2 separate regions of the Homo sapiens genome follow, and region 2 is linked to region 1. The links are chromatin loops, found by intact Hi-C in ENCODE. Cell type or tissue: mammary epithelial cell. All regions are shown on one strand. Links, peaks and the distances in the headings refer to the core of each region. The heading gives the core; the rest is flanking DNA. Region 1 overlaps LMX1B-DT (LMX1B divergent transcript). Region 2 has its middle 56 kb from the start of LMX1B-DT.

Region 1 (2,898 bases), core at 1-2,500:
CCCGCGTCCGGTGCGAGAGGCCACAGCGTCGGACCGGCTGTCTGCGGCCCGTGGTCCCCACCGACGCGCGGCTCACCGGGGAGCAGGGGGGCGGTTGCGGCCCGGGGTAGCGGCGGGCTGACCCCCCGCGATCCGCTGCGGGGCGGCCCCGGCCCCTCCCGGAGCGAGGCAGCGGCGCGGAGCCGGGCGGGGGCGGAGGGCATGGGGGGCGGGTCCCCTGACCTCGCTGGAGGCGAAAGGGCGGATCGGATTTGGAACCTGCGGGAGGCTTGGTCAGAAGTGGCCCCCTGCGCCGCGGGGCCCCGCGGAGGGGCCCGGCTTTGTGGAGGATTAGAGGCTCCCGCCCTACCCTACCTGCGTGTGTGTCGGTGGGTATCTGTGTGTGTCTGTGCGTGTCGGGCCCCCGCCTCTGCGGCTCTTGCCTCCGTGTGCTCCTTGGCTCTGCACACACGGTATGTGTGTCCCTGCAACCTTCCAGACTCCCAGGGGTGAATCTGTGGATCTGTGTCTGAGTCCCCTGCACCCGTGTGTATGTGAATGTGTGGGTCCTTCGTGCCTGTGTCTGGGGTGTGTGTCCGCATCATTTCATGCGGGGGCCTAAGTCTTTGTGCGTGTCTCAGCCTCTGTGTTGTGTCTGCGATCCTTTTCTGTATGGGTGTCTCTGTCAGCTTTGCGTATCTGTGCTTATCTCCGGGGTTCTGAATGCTTCTGTGTGCTCGCGTGTCTCCTAGCGTGTGTGTGTGTGTGTGTGTTTGTGTGTGGTGGGGGGCTTTGTGCCTTCGTGTATTTCTAGGCGCCTTTGTGTGGCTAGGTCGGGGAGAGTGGACAGTCAATGTGGAGTTTCTCTCCCACATCTCGGTCCCCTCTTTGCTTGACCTGGAAACCCCAGGCCTGGACCCGCGAAGTTGGGCTGGGCCTGAGCCGCCTTCTCCGGGCATCTGGGGCGGGGGCGCGGCTGCTGCAGGGAGAAGCCGGGCGGGCAAGGCTTCGGCGCACAGAGCCAGAGTCCCGAGGCGCGGAGCGCGGCTCGGGGCCGGCGGGCGGACCAGGCACTTTCTGCCCTCTGCTGGTCGCGGTCCATCCCTGCAACCGGGGCTGGGCGACTGCCTGCAGGCGAGAGTCCTCGTTCCAGGCCCAGACCCTCTCCCTCTCCTTCAGGGTGCACATGGTAATACTCTCTCGTCACAGGCCCTGCACCCCCAACTCCTGGCGCAAGGCTCCATCCCCTCCCCACCTTCCCTGTGCCTGGCCTCTCCTACCCTACAGCTCTCCTTTCCCCCTCCTTGGCTGAATGAGGGCCCCTGCGATCCAGTCTCCCAGGCTTCTCTAACTCGGGTTGGCGTCCAGTGCCGATCTGGGGCCGCTGGCTGTGCCCAGAGGCGCATTCCCCGGACCACTCGAAGGCCTGGTCTCAAGGCAGGAGGACTTGTGGGAAGTACCCCCTCCGTGCCGCGTCTGGTCTGTCCGGGTGCGCATGCATTCTCAGCGCCTCTTCCGCGCTCCTGCCAGTCATATCCCACGCCACCAAGGCGGATATAGGGTGGTCTGCCGCCATGCGGCCCGCGCCCAGATAGGGGCGCTGGCTCGGTGGACGCCAGAGCCTGGCTGCCTTCTCTGGTCTGGGGTGGGGCTGCTGAGTCCACACCCCTTGGGCCCCTCTGCATGCCTTCCCCGCTGTCCATTCATTCCCCCTACACACACACACACACACACACACACACACACACACACACACACACACACACACACACACACCCTCCCTATAGGCCCCGTTCCTTGCCCTTTGTCCTCACTCCTCGTGTCCCGTGCTCCCAGCTGAGTTGGCCGGTCTCGGGTCCTTCGCACGCAGACGCGCAGGGGTCCCAGATCTCTCCAGCACAATCGGGGCTCCCGCGCCTCTCCACCGCTTCCCTTGCCGAAGAAGCGAAGAAGCGGCCGACTGGACGGCACAGCAGGGGCCGAGGCCCAGAGCCGGCTCCTGCCCGCAGGCGGCGAACGGCACCTTGCTCCGCCAGGCCCCTGCGGGTGTGATCCGTGACCCGCAGATTCTCCCGGGCGCCTCTGGCCCATGACGCGGGGGCTGCTCGCTCCACGCAGGCGGCTTCGGGATGCTCTCCCGCTCAGATTTCAGCGGCAGAAACAGCCTCGGATTCTCTCTACCTGGGGGAAAGACTGAGTCGGGGGCTCGGAATCACTGGAAGAAGCGAGAATGGAAAGGGAGGCTCTGGAGCGGGGGTCCCGGCTCCTTCCAGTCTGCGGACGCCCCAGCTCCATTGAGCCCCGCCCTAGTCCCCCCGCTCCTCTTCTTAGGGCCTTGCACCCTCTCCTCTGCGCTACCCGCCTCCCTCGAGCACGGCTCTATGAGCTGCCCTCCCCCACCCCACCCAGCCCTGTCCATCCCGCTCCGGGCTGTCTGGATTGTTTTGTGCTTCTGACCAGAGCCAGAGCCACACTGCCCCCTCCCAGTTTACCATTCCAGCTGGAGGCACGGATCTGGGGCAGCGCAGGGTGCAGTCCTGGCCGGGTTCGGAGGAGTGGGAAGGCAAGGACCAGGAGCTGCGAGTGTCTCTATTCCACTCTGCCCGGAGAACCAGGGCTGCAGAGAGCCTGGGCCGTCCCACGCTGTCCCGGCGCCATCAGCCCTGCCAAGCCTCAGATCCTTGACAGGCGGCCAGATTGGGGGGACCAGAGCCGCCCAAGCAGTGGGCCAGGTTGGGGGCTGATATTCCTGGGAGGTGGCCCCGGGTCTAGGGTCCTGGGAGAACCACACTGACTCCGGAAGTGGAGCGGGAACACCCAGAGACTGAGTGCTGGAAACTTTCCAGCCAGCAGTGACCATGTTATGCTTTTTGGACCCCAGCGGGGCTGGACCCCAGGGCACATGGGCCAAAGGGTCAG
Region 2 (2,898 bases), core at 214-2,713, 53 kb after region 1:
GGCCATTCTGATAGATGTGTAGTGGTGTCTTGTTTTAGTCGCAGTTTCCTAATGAGGTAGGTTCAGCCTCTTTTCATATGCTTGTTTACCATCTCTATACCTTATTTGGTCAGGTGTCTGTTCAGGTCTTTTGCCCATTTTTAAATTGGGCTGTTTGTTTTCTCATGTGTTGAGTTTTAAGAGTTTTTTTTGTGTATTTTGTATGCCAGTACTTTTTCAGATATAAGTTTTGCAAATGTTTTGTTGAAGTCTGGCTTGTCTTTTCATTCCCTAAACAGTGTCTTTTGCAGAGCAGAAGTTTTAAATTTTAATAAAGTACAACTTATCATTAAAAAAATACATTTTTTTGTATTTTTTTAGTAGAGACAGGGTTCCATCTTGTTGGCTAGGCTGGTCTCGAACTCCTGACCTCAAGTGATTTGGCCACTTTGGTCTCCCAAAGTGCTGGGATTACAGGTGTAAGCCACCTGCTCGGCTGTATTTTTTTAGTAGAGACAGGGTTTCTTTTTTTTTTTTTTTTTTTTTTGCTGTTTACTCATTCACCCATTTATTCATCCATTCGTCCATTCATCCATTCCTTGTCCTGTTCATGGGTCCGTCTCATCCCAGGTGAAGACTGGAGAGTGGATGGAGGTGACTGGGAGTGGAAAGGCAGGCTGCTATCCTGGAGGAGGGTAAGGCCCTCAGTCCTCATTGCTGCCAGGCTTCTGTCCCCAAGGACAGTGCCCCTAAGGACTCAGTGAGGTAACCCACAGAAGGGCTTAACAGAGTTTCTGCACTGTTAAGTGCATAGCAAGCATCAGCTAACAACACGAAGCATATAATTCACGAGAACAATACACTTCACAAAACGTTTCCCCCTCCAGGATCCCTTTAAATCCAAACAACAGTACTAATTCGAGAAGTGGCTGTGATTCTCCCTGTGTTCCAGATAAGGAAACTGAGGTCCTGGTCAGCAGAGGGAGTTGCCCACAGTTGTCACAGAGATTGCAGCAGTGGGGGGCAGGCAGCCGGGCTGGTGGGACTGGCTGGATAGCAGAGCTCTCCTGTCCCACCTGACCACCATTCAGCCTGTTCTCTCCTGACCCTGCCCCAGAACAAACTATCCTACCGTCCACCAGTGCCATTCCCCACTGTCTGAAATTTTTCTTCTTTTAATTTTGCTTGTTACTAGCAGAAATCACATGATTGGATTTCTTGCTTATTATCCATGTCTCACACAGAAGTGTCAGCTCCAAGAGGGCAGGAACTTTGTCTTTTGTGTTTACTGACAAATCCTCAATGCCCAGGCAGGTCCTCAGAAAACACTTGCAGAATTATTTGATCCTCTTCCAAGGGGACAAATGAAGCCTGGTGCCAGCTGTGATGCAGTGCCCCATACCAGCCAGCAGATGGCAGCAGAGAACAAGGCACCTGACCGGTGGAGCCCAGGTGAAGTGCGCAGGTTTGACCTTCAAGGTTGGCAAAAGAAGGGGAGCTTCTGGCTGTGTGTGTTGCGGGGGAGCGGGGGGGGGGGAGGGGAATGGGGGTTGGGGGTGGTGGTTGGGGGTGGTGGTGGTGGTTATGCATCTTTTTGCACCTTCTCCCCCTAACCACTGGCCAGGCCTAAGGATCCCAATCTGCTGGAAGGCAGCCTTTTCTAGTAAAATACAAAAACAGCTATCATTGATTAAGCACAAAATTAAGCCAAATACATTGTTTCATTCTCACAACAGCCCTATTATTAGCCTCATTCTGCAGACCGGAAACTGAGGCGCCATAACATGCCCCAGGTTACACAGCCAGTGAGGCACCAAGACTGGAAGGTGACCTGGGACCCATTCCTGTCACCACCATGAGATAGGGCCTCCAAGCTTCTGTTGCTCTATGGTGGACTTGGGGGGGCTGCCCAGGAGGAGGTGAGCTCCTCATTGCCGGAGATGTGCAAACTGTGCCTGGTAGGCGTCTGCTGGAGAGGATGTACGGGCACCCAGATGCCCAAAGCCACTCCTGGCCAGGCAGGACCCAGAGCAAAATGAAGTGTGGGAATGTCCGCTCCAGAATTACTAAGAATTTCAACACAATGACAGGAGAGTATTAAGCCAGGGGCAGGACCCTTCTGAGTTCCAGGGTCTGTGTGACCACACAGGTCCAATGCCCTCCAAGCCAGATCTTTTGGATCGGAGGAAGAAGTGTGAGGAATGGGTCTCAGGGTCATCTCAAGGTCAGTACCATGCTAGGGGCCTGAAGGGATGGGCCTTGTGAAGTCAATGGGATGGAGAAGACAAGGAGTGGACTCGAGTCCCCTCCAGTCCGAGTTAGGAAGCCCGTGGAGACGTCAGCAGTCCAGCTCTGCAGGAGTTCAGGGAAACGTCCCCTGCGCACATTTCTTCTCGTAAGACAGGGCTTGCATCCCCGCACCTTTTATCTTTCCCTGCTGCCTGTGATTTATCTCCACGTGAAGGGCTGGGGCGGCCTCGGAGGCAAAGGGCCCTTCTGATGGTCCATGAATCTTTCCTTTGCCGATCCTCTGGTCACTCTCTGCGCGGCCAGGCGGGCCCACCACTTCCTCTCTGCCAAGTGAGGATTAGGGAGTCATAAAACAAGGAAGCCAAACCCCTGGCCAGCAGAGCGCACACATGGGCCTCAGATGCCGGCAGAGACATGAGGGCTGCCGGGACTTGAGCCTCAGAGGAGGACTCCTTCTTTGGGGGCCGCTATTCCCAGGTCCCTGCTCCATGGGGGGACTCCCTGGCCAAGCCTGGGGTCAGAGCTGGTCAGGACCACTCCTAAGGGGAGAGAAGGTCCCAGCTGAAGCCAGAAGTGGTCCCGGCCCACACCAGGGGGAGAGGGGCTCCAGGCTGAACGGAGTGTGCGGGCGGCCCTCAGAACGGGGGAGCACCCGCCATGTGCCGGGCA

The links. A loop is a pair of places that touch in the nucleus more often than their neighbours do. Peaks named below come from ENCODE experiments on the same cell type or tissue, not always from the same donor. Only the 100,000 strongest peaks of a DNase experiment are listed, where the experiment ranks them.
Region 2: it touches region 1 in a loop (9-fold over the local background); 1 of 110 quality-filtered maps calls a loop at or near these places.

What each region holds. Positions count from the first base shown.
Region 1 is chr9:126,609,916-126,612,813 of GRCh38, reverse strand. All of the region lies in intron 1 of LMX1B-DT (LMX1B divergent transcript), which reads left to right. Among named protein-coding and RNA genes, the nearest start is that of LMX1B-DT, 2.4 kb to the left of the region's middle. RefSeq lists a silencer at 1,111-1,180 and an enhancer at 1,902-2,766. In mammary epithelial cell, for the core only: a CTCF peak has its summit at 1,070 (motif pointing left); a DNase peak (open chromatin) is centred at 1,003; H3K4me3 peaks cover 992 bases; H3K27ac peaks cover 24 bases.
Region 2 is chr9:126,556,719-126,559,616 of GRCh38, reverse strand. No RefSeq gene overlaps it. Among named protein-coding and RNA genes, the nearest start is that of LMX1B-DT, 56 kb to the left of the region's middle. RefSeq lists an enhancer at 2,155-2,731. In mammary epithelial cell, for the core only: a CTCF peak has its summit at 1,376 (motif pointing right); no DNase peak of the experiment used is centred there.